Linked DNA regions of Mus musculus: region 2 is linked to region 1. Evidence: chromatin contacts called from ENCODE Hi-C or POLR2A ChIA-PET data. All regions are on one chromosome and are shown on one strand. The core of a region is the stretch at or near the end of the contact, and the rest is flanking DNA. Distances in the headings are between cores, read along the strand shown.

Region 1 (7,171 bases), core at 1,786-4,285:
GCAGGAACAGTGGAGCTTTGGAGAAATAACAGATGAAAACATTGGAGGGAGCCACAGGAGGTAGACTGATAGACTAAGGACTGTTTCTGTAATCAGGTCCTGCTGAGTTCCTGCTGTATACCAGAGGTCATGGGTCACACAGAACAACTGAAACAGCCAACTACTCTCAAATTCTCATTCTTAAAATGCAAACACAACCTTATTCAGCACCAGAAGCAGTGAGTTGGAAACATTTGTGCTTCCCTCAAAAGAGATGCATTTAGATTTGGACTCAAGAACCTGCTGGGGATAGGGAGTATGTATACAGGATCAGGGATATGGCTCAGGATACAGCAGGAGTACAGATCTTCAACGACCATGTAAACAGTCATGCATGGCACAGGAGCTCACTGGCTACCGTCTAACCAAAATGGCAAGAGTACAGGTTCACTGAGAGACCCCTCCTCAAAACAGCTAAGGTGGAGAGTGACTGAGAAACATCCTGAGGTCAGCCTCCAGTACATGTACACACACAGACACATACACACACACCTTTTATACTTTTAAAGTTGAAAGGCCACTGCAAAAATAGTGTTGCTTTACAAATCAATGCAAACATTTGTTAAATGAAGAAATTTTGGTTTTTGTTTGTTGGTTTGTTGCCTTTGTTTTGTTTTTCTTTTCTCCAGACCCCGTGCTGCTCAGCTAAGAATAGCATTTTCTTTAATTCTGTTGTAACTGGGACCATCTACAGGTCTTACACCACTCTGCTGTTATGAGGCAACTAATGTGGAATTTGACCTGAGCATGGGATTGTCTGAAGTTCTCCCAGGCAATCCCACTCTACAGGAGAGGAGGATGTCTGGTGGGAGCTGGAGCAGGACCTGGAGGGTCTATACGCCTCTCTTCCCTGTCCACTCTGCTGTGTCCCTGCTCCAAGACCTCGTCCTATAGCTGTAAAATACACACTTATGGTTGGCACTACCATGCAGATTTTTGAATGAAATAATTCCCAATGCTTTACACCAAGATCCCAGAGAAAACCATTCAAGTCGCACTAAAGCTCAAGTAAAAAATGTGTTTCTTCCAACACTGCCCTGCAATGTGCTCCTGAAAAGAAGTGAGCTTGCGGGACTGCTCTCCCAGGAAAGGGGATACTCTAAAAAGACCACCCATGCCTCTCCCTTTAGCTATCAGACTGTGTAAAAACAAAGAACCTCAAACACACCCCCACCCCCACCTTCACCCCAAACCAGAGCTGGGAAAGGCTGAAATCCTGGTGCTAGTCAGTGGAGAAACCCACCTCACAGGAAGAGAATTTCACACAGTTCTGACCCCTGGAGAGCAACTGGACCTGAGACTAAGGTGAGTCAGGGGTAGTGGGGGAGGGGTGGGGCTGGGGTTTTCACCTGGACCTGGCCTGCAAACCCCGGGCTTTCCATTTAAGAAGATGACAGGAGATTCTAGTTAAGAAGGGAGATGGCTCGGCTAGTAACTCATCAGTAAGTGCTTATGCATGAGAGTGAGGACCTTAGTTTGATCCCCCAGAATCCACAGAAAAAAGTTGGGTGCAAATCACAAGCTGGGGAGATCTAGATAGGAAGATCCCAGGGGCGTTCTGGCTGCTAGCTAGTCCAGTCCATCCCAGCCTGTGAACTCCAGATTCAGTGAAGGACGGTGTCTCACCAAAGTAAGGCTGAGAGTGATTAAATAAGTCATCCAACATTAACCACTGGGCTGTTGTGTAAACAAGGGTACACAGACACACACACCATACATTTTATGGACTTGGGCATCCATGGACATCTGTATTTTTTCAGCTTCCCAATGAAGCCTCACTGAGGAAGTTTCTTTCCTCTGCTTTTCACTGTCACGCGTCACTTTAGTTGGTATTGGAGGCAGGTGGCCAAGGTTCTTGGCTTGTTGGGGCTGCCTCGGCTTTGTCCCCAACACTCCAGTTAACTGTACAACAAGCTCACTTTCCAGCACTGGAGTCTGTTGAGCTGGGCATTCCAGCAGCAGCCCAGGCACAAAGAAAGCCTTTTCTGAGGAGGAAGGTGTTCTTAGAGAGCTGCATATGGATTTGTGGAACAGGACTTTGAAGCGCTCCCTCTAATCTTGCAGCCTGCGTCACTGAGGATGGATCTCCAAGGCAAGAATCCATCAGATCATACAGTAAGTTATCATGATAACCAGACCTGAAAATATCCTACAATTAAGGCAGCACAGGCAAAAATGGAGTCCAGGATTTACTTTTCTAGTGGGTGGGGCTAGGTAAGAATGGACAAACTAGGTGATAAAGAAAGAAAGCCTAGTGCAAAGAAAAGGAAGGGCCGCAGACCCCACTACATGCTAACAGGGGGAAGAGAGTGCCTATGGCCCCCATCCATAACATAAAAGCTAGAGATCACATCCAGCCTCGAAGCTGCCTCCTGCCTTGCCAGAAGAACACTGCCAGTTCAAAATAGTGCTTAAAACAAAGCCTTCAGATAAACACTTAACTGCCGCCAGCCCAGCTGTCAGGCCCACTATCCACACACCAACCAGCGTTCTGCCTTCTGGTCCTCCCAGGCAGTCCTGCTGCCCACTCATTTGAGCAGTGTCTTCCCTTGAGTCCCTCCCCCACACCCTGCAAAGTCCTCTGGCTGCTTTGAAGGACAGAGCCCAGGCAACGGCATCCTAGAAAAGGCACAGCTAGCTGTCTACAAAGCTCTGGAAAGGAAACAGCAACACCCCAGCGCTTCCTTAGCATTTAAACACACTCACTGTTCTCGCTCCGGTGAGCTGTTGTAAATAATCTTGAATCGCACTGGTGTTGTTAGTGGCTGTGATGTCCACAAACTCCAGAAGACCTTGTTTGAAAGGCAGTTGACTGAGGATTTCTTGGGTCTTTCTGCAGTAGGGGCAGGTGGGCTTGATGAACACGACCACCTTCCCAGACTGGATCTTGCAGTTCACAAACTCCTGAGCCATGCTGACAGGCTGCAGCTTCTCCAGGGAGGAACGTGCAGTTGAAAGTAATGGTCCGGTAATGCAGCGGCGCTTAGCCAGCAGCTCTCATTTAATAAGGAACCTCCTTGGAGGAGGAGTTACCAAGTAGGATGCTTCAGTTTTAAAGGGCCAGCCCCAAAGTCAGTTCATTTTGGTATGAGTCAGTACTTCCTAGGCCTACCATTGCACACTGGCTGTGTAAGCTATAACAGGCTGTCTTGTGTCCTCCCCAAGAACAGAACTAAGTCACCCTCTAGGGTAGCAGAGACAGCGCAGACCAGTTTCTGGGTAGGAGGCCCCAGGTCCTCTTAGAACAAATTCTCTCTCTCTCTTCTTTTGGAAACACGGTTGTTTTGAAAAATAAAAACACAACCATTCAGGAAAGCTTTGGCTCTTCATAGGATGTGGGGACTGCATAGTGATTGGGCCTTGTGGGTTGCACCGGCATGCTTTCTTTGCCCTGTAAGGTGGGTACTTGTGTGATTAGTGGACTTGGTTCTTGACATGTAAAAATGTGCTTGTCTGTACTTTCTCTCTGTCTTTAAAAAGTGGGGTGCCATGCTCTGAGTTCATGGTGAACAATGAGCCCTTTTCAGTGGGGTAGATTTGTGACTGAACTTTGCCACGGGGCCTACCTGTGAAGCTAAGCTTTTTAATAGGTCTCTCTTACTCCAAAAGCCTTAGGGCTGGTGACCTTTGAATAGCAGTTCAGTAAGAAACAAATTCTCCCATAACCCCTGACCTGAGATTCCAGACAGAATGTGGATCTTTTCCTGTCTGACTTGTTTTGACAGTGAGCTGAGGTGCTTTGGGAGGTGGTGCTGAGGTAGATAAGCAAGTCGAAGAGAAAACTCCTGTCAGACTGAAGCACCTTTCCAAGCAAGCAACCAGCTCCACAGTAGAACCAGAGTATCTTACAGGAGGTCAGACTACAGTCATGTCCTGGTGACGGCTCTGGTGCACATTGTGACCAAAGAGAAGTAAACTGACTTCTGGGGGCTGCTTTCTTTGTCACTCTCACTGTTACCCACATCAAATGGCAAAATAACAGTCAGATGGTAATAGTCAGGGCCACAGAAGAAGCGGAGAGAGAGTTCTGCCAACGGAGAAGCGGCCTGGCTGCATGGCTGAGGTGGCTGGCCCATGGCAGGGTTGTAGACCTCTCAGCCCATAGCTTCCCACAATTCTGAACAAGTTTAGGGCTAGAGTCTTAACTTTCTGGCAACCTTCTGATGCCAGCTGTTTCAAGGACCTCTTGAGGGTTCTTGCTGTTCACATGACCCTGGGGAATAAGCACCCAGCTCAGGCTGTTCCTTTAGAGTCTTTCTCTCCTTCTCATTTGTCTGGTCTTTCCCTTCCTCCTTTTCCTAACAATCTGACTCTCTCATCTATCTCAAAGATCATTTTGAGAACCACCATGATCTTCGGTCTCTTGCATTCTGCCCTGTCTCAATATTTGCCACTCCTGTTTTCCTTACCTCCTCTTTGTTGCAATCTGACCTCCTTATCTCTCTCTGCCTGTTGAAATGCCTCAGTTACTTAAGCATCCTAGAACCAGTGTGAATTTATCATGTGCAGAAATGTGGGGACCTCCCAAGAGACCTGTATAGAGTCACGTGGGGCTTGGAGTCTCACTTTATGCCTAACTCCAAACTCCAGACAGATGAAGATCCTTGTCTGAGTATACTGTTTCTATAATTTTACAACATCTGATTTGCAGTCTACTATATTTACCTGAAATCTTATAAATGATAGTACCTGGATACAGGAGAACTCTATTGTCTGTCCTGCAGTTCAGATTAGTTGAGACTAATATCTGAGCCCTTATCTAATATTTAATAATATGTGGACCTCCCCTCCAAGTCTCAGGAAAGCATTGTCTGCTGAGAAGCCCTGCCTTCAGCCTCTCAGACTTAGTGTTCAAACTGCCCAGCTTTCTGCTCAGCCTCTAAGCGCAATCATCTGTCTTATGGCTAGGGCAGAAAGTTAAAGGCATCTTTACTGTCCTCTGCAGTACATGGAATAGCCAAGCTCTCCTAGTTTTGCCTCCTAGATCTGAACACAGACTACTCCAACTGAATGCTGCACTGTTCTTGGGGGCCCAGCCCTCCTGGTTCCTTACTTGGTGTCCTTACACCTTGCAGTCTGCTCTGTGGTACTGCTGGGCAGGCTTTAGACAAGCTAGCACTACCACTTGTGGGGCCTTGATAATACCACGCTCGTCCAGAAGACTCAGGTTTGATTTCCAGCATGCACAGTATGGCTCATCACAGTCTGTAACCTAGTTCTGTAGGATTGCACACTACTTCTGTCTTCCATGGGCACCAGGCATGCACATGATTTACAAACATACATGCAAGCAAAATACCCATATGCATAAGAATGAAAATATAAAAACAGTGACCTATGATGGTTAGGGCACAGTTTATCATGTGAGCTTAGCTGGGAGGCCCTCAGTCTAGTAGGAAAGAAGTGTCTACTCTGCAGTCCTTCTCATAGAGCTAATATAATATGGAGCTGTGTGACTCATCAGACTAACAGAAGGTAACAGCAAAGACAATGGTCCTTATGTGTCTACTCCTGAACTAATTCAATCAATACTTATTAATCAGTTACCCTGGGCCAGACACACAGGTCCTCATATACAATTCCATCCTTAGGAATTCATTAGAAAGTTGGGGATACTGTCAGGAGAATGGTGTGATGCCTTGTATATGCTGGGCTCAGGGAGTGGCATGATTAGAAGGTATGGCCCTCTTGGAGTAGGTGTGAGCTATCAGACCCTCACCCTAGCTGCCAGGAAGTCAGTCTTCTACTAGCAGCCTTCAGATAAAGATGTAGAACTCTCAGCTCAGCCTGTGTGTGACCATGAAAGGTAGCCTAGTCCCTGGCTGACCTAATACTAGAAACCCCAGAGCCCCTGAAGGGATGGTAGGACCTTCACCTGCTCCGGGCACCAGGCCTCTGTCACTGGTCACAACCCCCCATAGATTTGCGGCCATCAGTCATGTAGGGGCAATGCCCCAAGCTCCTCCACGTGTAGATTCAGAAAAGAACATGACCTATGGTCACGTAGGCTAAAGACAGATCTCTAAGCTAATGAGGTACATAGAGGCCTGGAGGGCTTAGCCAATAAACTTTCCTTCCCAGACATCCCTCCCTACAAAAAAGTATTTAATCTCAGGCCCACTCTGAGAAGTAGGGTATGGTTTTATACATCTACTTTCCACCATAACAACAAGTGATTTAGAACCATGGAACTGTCTCTTTTCATCATGATCTGCTGTGGGGAGCCATGGAGAAGGCCTTTACCTACAGAGCTGCTATCTAATCTCCTGTAGAAGGCCTCTCTGTACTCCCTGCAGCTACTGCCACCAAGCCCAAGTCAGCCAAAGACTATTCCCATGGGACCAGCCAAAGGTTACCCCTTGACCCCTGGGCCTGGGAATCCAAGAACCTGGGAACCTCACAGCCCCGACCTCTTTCCAGGCGTGGGGACCCCCGAGTCAGCTCTGTGGCTGAGCAGATGTTGAACTCACAACCCTATATGCCTGCACCATGCCTGTCTGAATGCTGCCATGCTCCTACCTTGATGGTAATGGACTGAACCGGTGAACCTGTAAGCCAGCCCCAAATAGATGTTGTCCTTTATAAGACTTGCCTTGGTCATGGTGTCTGTTCACAGCAGTAAACCCCTAACTAAGACAGAAGTTGGTAGTAGGAGCTGGGGTATGGGTGTGATAGGCCTGACCAGCTTTTGTTTGGAAGAATTTAGATTTGGGGACTTTGGATTAGAAAAGTAGTGGAATGTTTTAAATGGGCCATCCTATTAGGAATATAGAAGACTTTGTTGCTGAGAGTAATTTGAACTGAGCAGACCTGGCTCAAGAGGTTTCAGTGGAGAATTTCAATGTGTGGCCTAGAGACTAGTTTTGTGGGATTTTGGTGGAGAATGTGGCTGTTTTTTGCCCATTTCTGAAGTGTCTAGCTGAGGCTAAGGTAAAGAGATTTATATTGATTACATTGACAAAGTAAATCTCAAAAAATCCAGCCTAGGACAGAACCTGTTCTAGGTAAAGAAAAACTTAAATCCAGGCTTGATGGACCACACCTTTATTCCTAGTGTTTAGGAGACAGGCATGCAGATCTCTTGAGTTCAAAGTCTACAGAACAAGTTCCAGGACAACCAAGCTTAGACAGA
Region 2 (7,171 bases), core at 1,887-4,386, 42 kb after region 1:
GGACAAGCTGATGTGGAGTTAACTCTTCCTTGCTCCTGTGGGAAGAGCCAGCACATTTATGCCTCTTTCTCCGACACTCAAGGCTGAGCTGTGGAATGGATGGGGTAAAGCTTAGCAGCCACAGGGCTGGGAGGGCCTCACGGCAGCTACTCTTCTACACTGCAGTACCATTCCAGCGCTGTGGCACCGGTGCTGCCACATTACAGTGAGACACCTTCCCCTTCCCCCTGCAAAGCCTTTAGAGCAGTGGTTCTTAACCTGTGGTTCTCGATGCCCCCCTCCCCTTGGGTTCACATATCAGATAATCTGTATATTATCAGTATACAGATAATATAACAATAACGAAATTACATTTATGAAGTAGTAACAAAATAATGTTATGTTTGAGAGTTACCACAATATGAAGGTCATAGCATTAGGGAGGTTGAGAACCACAGTTTTAGAGTCTAAAGTTTAGACCCACACCTGGCACCTGGCACTTGTTTGTTTTTTCTGCTGTTAGGGACTCTTGGCTTCAGGGGGAACCCAGGCCTACTGCTGGCAGGAGTGAGCTAGATCTGTGAAAACAGATGTTGACAAATATATCATCTGTGGTGACCCAGCAAATTCAAACTGCCTCCTGGAGTCTGCAAACTATGCCAGTCTGTATAGACGGTTTCACTAGATGGCAAACGATTGCAAAGACCATGTTCCTTTGCCATGTCTCATGTACATGCGGCCCAATCCTGTGACAGTAACAGAACCATGTGTGTTGTGGAATGGATGGGGTAAAGCTTAGCAGCCACAGGGCTGGGAGGGCCTCACAGCAGCTACTGGTCTACACTGCAGTGCTATTCCAGTGCTATGGCACCAGTGCTGCCACATTACAGTGAGACACGTTCAAGTCCAGAGCTCTCAAGTGCTATGCCCACTCCAGTGAAGTCTGCCTGTCGGGGTTGAAAAGCCTGGAGGCAGTCGCGAGGCAAAGAGTTTCAAGGAAATTCAGCCTCCTGGAACCTTGGCATTCTCATAGCCCGTATACTCAAACCCGATCCCCACGTTAGTATGGTGTATGCTCTCTTTCAGTATTGATTCATTATAAGTGCCTTTAAAGGTTGAATTTTGACATAGGTGAGCCTCTGCCAGTGTTCCAAATCCTTGAAGCTGACAATCTTGGAATTCAGTAGGAATTCAGTAAGAATGATACCTATTCAGTAACATTCAAATTCACTTCTAGTAGAGATGGTGAAACTAATTACAAAGAATGGAGCTAGGATAGCTCAGGGCTGGTCTGCAGAGTGATTACTTAGGACAGTAGCCAGTCTCACCCAAACAAGGGAATATACAAAGGCCTAGTGAATAGGTGAGTTATCCATCAAAGAGTTAGGGAATCCCCCTGGGACCAGTTTCTTCACTAGGCCCAAAGGAACAGCATAATCAAGTTTTTACTAAGAACCCCTAGTGGTGGGCTTAACAATAGACTGGCATTACACCTGGCTCCATTCTAAGTGGTAAACAGCGGCCTGGTCCCCGCCATCTTTTGATGTATAGATTCCTTTTGTTTTGTGTCACTGTAATTCAGCAGATATGTCCTGCCTGGCTTTTCTTGTTTTTTCTTCTGTATAAAAAAGTCTGTTTTTCGTTTGGACATTATACTCAGATTCAACATACTCTCTCGTGTCGTGTCTGTTTGTCACCCCACTCCTTCGCCCACCTGCAACCAGAGACCCGTTCCTCGCAGATAGGAGACCCAAAAAAGAGGTCCATCTGTGGCACTCAAGGCCGATCCAGCCTCATCTGGCTTGTTACCTATGCTGTGTACTTCCATGTGACAGGGGCAGAGGCAGAATCTATAACACGTTTTCCTGGCCTGCTCCAGCTGCCTAAGGTCGAGCCCAGCCAGCAGTGTTCCTTGTCTGTCCACTGGAGGCAGGTTTGTCACCATATCCCTGCAAGCCACTGTGAAAAGCCTTGTTTGCTTTTGCCCTAGAGTCCAGCCAGTCCCCTGACCTCTAACCCAGAACTATTTGTTCCAGGCGTTCCTCAGTCTGACATTCTAGTTGAAAACAAAGCCAAAAAAAAAAAAAACCCAAACCAAAAAAACCCAACAAACAAACAAACCTACCATCTTCCAATCATCCCTCTATATTTGGGGGTCAGATGAGCTGGTTACCTTTATGGTCTAGAGGGAATGAGTCAGTTAGCGTTTAAGCAAGAAGCAACATCTGCTGTAGTTCAGAGGCTGGCAGAGCACCAACGGCTGGGAAACTGTAGGAAGCAAGAGACCTGGCCAGAGTTCTTTAGTCCTATGCTGTGTGTCCATGAATGCCTAGGCCAGTTCCTCCTCCAACAGATATTTTGTCTCATGTTAGAAACCTTCTCTGTAGCATCTGGCCAAAACCTAAACCTATTGCTGGCCAGAGTTTTCTGAGACCCACTTCCAGCCTCAGAAATAGTTGAGGCTTGATGTCAGACTTGTCATAGCTGGCTGGGTTTTGCTTCATTTCCTCTTCCTAACAGTTGCTCAGCCAGTCTTTATTTGCATGTGGGCAAAGACTTTGGTAAAGAAAGGAGGAGCCTTGTTAGCTGCCGTCTCACTCATGGCTAAGTCATGAGTAATTCTACTAGCAGAGCTAGTATTTGATACCCCTTACTCCTTTCTGCTTATACAGAAAGGTGAGGGATTATATAGGATTATTTATGAGTTTCTGTTAATTGTAAAATTTAGTACAAATCCAGCAATGAGGGTAGTGATGGTCACTTTTTCTATTTGTTCAGAGATCATGTACAATCTTGTACCCTTTACATAACACATATACACCTTGAATACACATGTGCATATGTGCTTGCCACACCACATTCTATAACAAGGAAAGGACCTCGAGGAATGGTTTGGATAGAGGGTATGTATTTCTGCTAGTGTTCCTGGCAGGCCTTGCAGTCAGGCCTGGCTGCTAGCAGTCTCAAAGCTCACAGAATTCAGAGACCATCCACTCCAGGCTGCTGCTTATCCCACACTATCCAGCAGATGGCGCTGCACGCCGCACTGTCGCACCTGTCTGCCTTGGCTGTCAGGAAGTCAGAGTTACTACTGTGCAGTCAGGAAGTGGGTCTGCTCTCACTGAGCAGCGGTGGCTTACGCAAACCATGACTCATGGGTTTGACGAGGGCCTTTGTCAGAAGCAATGAGATCTGACCGTCACCACCCAATGGAAAGCAAAGTGCCTAGCTGGCCGGAGATCATGGTTGCTCACCGTTGATGCCTGGCTTTTTCAGGCAGCATGAGTTCATGCGGAATTTCAGAACCTGGCTGTGACTGATTCACTTTCTGTAAACGAGGGTCACCATTTCCACTTCCTCCGCTTGGGCTATTATTTGAACTTCGAGGTCAGCAACTGTTCTGGTGCTTACCGGAGGCTTTTGAGTATTTCATAAGTACTATTTCTTTCCTCTTCTTAAAAGTTTACTTTGCGATAAGGTCTCAGTATGTAAGCCTACCTTCTTGGAACTGGCTATGTAGATCAGTCTGACATCCAGTCCACCCGCCTCTGTTTCCTGAGTGCTGGGATTAAAGGCACATCTCACCACCCACTCATCGCAGCAACATTTAGCACAGATCTGAAGTATGAAATTGTTATCTCTCAGCCCTTCAAAAGTGGGTTAGTCTCAAATATCATACTGCTCTGCTTTTGCCTGGAGGGCAGGAGAGTAACCTCCATAGAATGCCTGAAACTTGGATGGTATTAAACTCTATACACACCGTTTTACTATATATATACATATATATCTTATCATATATGTGGCTGTATCTTTTGTAGTTTGTGAAGCCATAGAAAGTTAGTTCAGACTTCTTCTTTTCCTTTTTTTTTTTTTATTTTATTGTTAGAAGATCTTAGCAGCTCCAACATAATTCTTTTATTAGTGGAGACTTTTATCCTGTCTTATACATTTTTTGCTTGTTTGTTTGTTTTGTTTTTCGAGACAGGGTAGACCAGGCTGGCCTTGAACTCGGAAATCCACCTGCCTCTGCTTCCCGAGCGCTGGGATGAAAGGCGTGTGCCACCATGCCCGACTCTGTCTAATACATTTTATAGCTCATCTTTGGTGTACCTGACTTGTACCTGTTGTCTTATACATTGTGGTCTGTAATTGAGTTAGGGTGAATTGAACACAGTCAAGGACTTCATCCTCTGACTAGTGGGTAGTGGCATATACAGTGGATGCAATGGCCTGGATGACTCATACAATAGACTGGACCCTATGGGAAGGATGAGATGGCATCATACTCAGCGCTAAGGGCATGTATACCATCTTACATCATACTCAGCGCTATGGGCATGTATACCATCTCACAACTTAAGAACGGTTTATTTCTAGAATTTTCTATCTCATACTTTGGGAATGTTGTTAAGGCTAACGAAAATAAGACAGTGAATAAAAGGCAGTGGCGATCTAGTGTTTACATGTACATGTATTTGTATAGAAATTCATGTGAAACTTTTGAAAATTCTTGTGGCAGGAAGCCCCAGAGGGGATGGCTTATGGGGACAGTGATGACTGCGCCAGGTGTGTTGATGACTGGAGTCAACCTGTTCTAAAGAGTCTGCCAGAACTGGATTAATGTGCAAAAGACACAAGTTGTAGTTAGACACAGAGAAGCAACAAAGCCAGAAGGGCTCCTAGTGTTGAGGCAATGATCCAGAAGGGGGCTAGGTAGCAGGAGCCAGCCTGTCAGGGGTTACAGCACCTCAGGACTCAGCTTTGGGAGGTAGTGGCTGGGGGTTAGACTCAGGTAGATGTCCTGTGGTTAGTGATTCTCTTCCATGCCTCCCTTTATAGCTCTGTCTCTGTTCCTGAAGTTCCTCTACTTATATTTGAGGGGGAAAAACACCCTCAAGAACTTCCCCAAACTCCATTTCTAATTCTGTTTAACTTTTCTCTCAGGAGTTTTCTGCTCAGCCTACAACCGTTTCCAACTTGTAAAACCCCATATCTCATTTGCCTTCAAACACTCTTTTATAGAAATTGTGTGTGTGTGTGTGTGTGTGTGTGTGTGTGTGAGAGAGAGAGAGAGAGAGAGAGAGAGAGAGAGAGAGAACACATGTGCTCTGCTATACAGTTTTTGGTCCTTTTGTGTTTTCACATAGGAAAAGAATAATCTTTGGGGACAGGAGCCTTCTTTCTTGTGGTCTCTCTTGAGCCTTCTCCTTGGCCTTACAGTGTGGGCTGTGCAGGTACCTTGCTTAGGTCTTTAATGGAGTTGGGTGTGAACTGAGGGCAGGGGTGAATACACACACTGGGCTCACACAGACACAAGAATATGATATCTCATGTGAGCAACCAATCAAGCAAACACATAAGCAAAACACTAACATTTTGTAAAAACAAGCCCAACAGATTTAGCTTTGTCCTACTAAACTCTTCTTTGCCCTGGAGTGCACAAGGAAAATAATGCCCGTGTATATAAGGTATTGCTGTGCATGTGTGCAGTGTTACGAAGAGGTTGGCTCTTCTAACCTTTTCTTCCTCAGTAAAAGGAACATTGGAGTTGAAGAAAATGAGAGAGCGCTGGTTCTCTCTGAGCGTGTGTTGGAATATCCTTTGTATAAGAGGGGGAATGCAGACTAAGGCCCTAACACTATGCTATGACTGTCCCAGACATGGGGCACTGGTGACCAGTGAGGCTGAGGAAGAGAACAGCCATTGTCAGTATACACATACTTCCATGTATATTCATGGTTCATCTGTCAGTTTACGATGCAGCAGTTCTCAACCAGTGGGTTGCAACCCCCAAAAGACCATTGGAAAACACAGCTAATTTACATTATGTTTCATAAAGGGAGCAAAATTATACTTATGAATGAAGTAGCTATGAAAGCAATTTTATGGTTGGCAGTTACCAAATGAGGAACTATTAAGAACCACTGTTTTAAAGGGCTTTTGTTTGAGAAAAAAATACTTATTTTACTTATGTGTTTGTGTCTTCATGTGGATATAGCACACATGAGTTCAGTTGCTTGCAGAGGCCAGAAGAGGGGTTCAGATTTCATTAAGTTGGAATGACAGGCAGTTGTGAAATGCCTGATATGGGTCCTGAGAACTAACTTGGACTCTGGAAGACCAGCAAGTGCTCTTAACCACTGAGCCCTGTGTAACACATCTTAATCTGACTTTGGTAGGTTTCAGTGACTCCAGTGAGCTTGGGTAAATTCCTGAGTGCTTGTATGTGTACCAGCCATGCGCCTTAGGCCACCTTAAATAATGCCTTCAAACTTCTGCCTCCCAAGCCTTTGTAGAGAGACAGGGAATACCGTTTTCAAGTCTAAAATGTGTTTCATTGCCTTTTCTAGAGTCACCAAGGTTAGGTCCCACTTACAAGTCAAGATAGTCTGTGACCACAGTTGGTCTGTGACCACAGTTCCCAGCTCTCAGGTGAGGGTTTTATACCCCTGAACAGTTATTTCCAAAGAATTCCATATTCCTGCAGGTCAGCTAAGAGAAAGGCTAGCAATTGCTTCATGTTCTTAGGCTGATTGAGTTTATGTAATTAGAGGACTGTCAGCCAGACTTTTTGTTATGCACGCCCCTCCCCTTCCTGAGAACTCTTTGCACAATGGAGACTTCCTGTCTACATCTTCACAGTCTAATTCTCTATGGTTGCTCAAGTATTTGTGGCCATGTTTTACTGACTCATGCTCAGATGTCACTGGTAAAAACTGATGACTGTTGAGTGAAAAGTCAGCAAGGAAAGTCCAGAACTTGCCCCCAAGCCTGCCTCACAGGCTCCTGCTGATTCTTCAGAATAAGTTGCCAATTGATTAACTTTCAGAATTCGATAGTCCCACTTGCCATCCTTCCTCATGCTGAAATGGAAAAAGGGTAAAGTCAAATGCAGGTGGCCAGTGGTCGTGTCCAACCTTCCAAAACCCAAGCTTTGAGTGTCTTGTAAGCTTCTGTGTCAGCTGATTTTCTAAAGCCCCTTCTGCTGCAGAGGCTTCACGGGAAATAGCTGAGTCACAGTTGTTCATTCCCTACAGTTACTCTGAAAGGGGATGGGTGGGACGTGAGACCCACAGTAGAAATAAGCTCTTTGATGCTCTACCTTCATGGGGTGAGAGCGCTTTTGAAAAGTCTGGGGCTGATTATAAAGTCAGGAGAGCCCCCTTCCTTTAAGGAAAAGCAAAGGGCAGAA

What was found. A loop is a pair of places that touch in the nucleus more often than their neighbours do. ChIA-PET counts read pairs that join two places held with the same protein, here RNA polymerase II (POLR2A).
Region 2: a loop to region 1 is called in a map of v-Abl transformed pro-B cells, with 2.6 times the contacts of the local background. The contact joins the enhancer-like site here to the promoter of Glrx in region 1. A Hi-C loop is called at or near these places in 2 of 37 maps with a recorded cell type or tissue (both v-Abl transformed pro-B cells). POLR2A ChIA-PET finds 5 or more read pairs at or near these places in 1 of 5 experiments (Patski).

Annotation. Positions count from the first base shown.
Region 1 is chr13:75,835,750-75,842,920 of GRCm38, reverse strand. Glrx (glutaredoxin) reads right to left here and starts at 3,035. Exons shown (of 3, transcript NM_053108.4): 1 at 2,746-3,035. The coding sequence starts at 2,952. It overlaps Gm41005 (a long non-coding RNA gene), which reads left to right and starts at 1,853. Exons shown (of 2, transcript XR_873685.2): 1 at 1,853-2,154.
Region 2 is chr13:75,793,881-75,801,051 of GRCm38, reverse strand. No RefSeq gene overlaps it. Among named protein-coding and RNA genes, the nearest start is that of Glrx, 42 kb to the left of the region's middle. Within about 2 kb of position 3,136, at least 2 of the 3 ENCODE cell types and tissues checked have a DNase peak (open chromatin) inside an H3K27ac peak, as active enhancers do.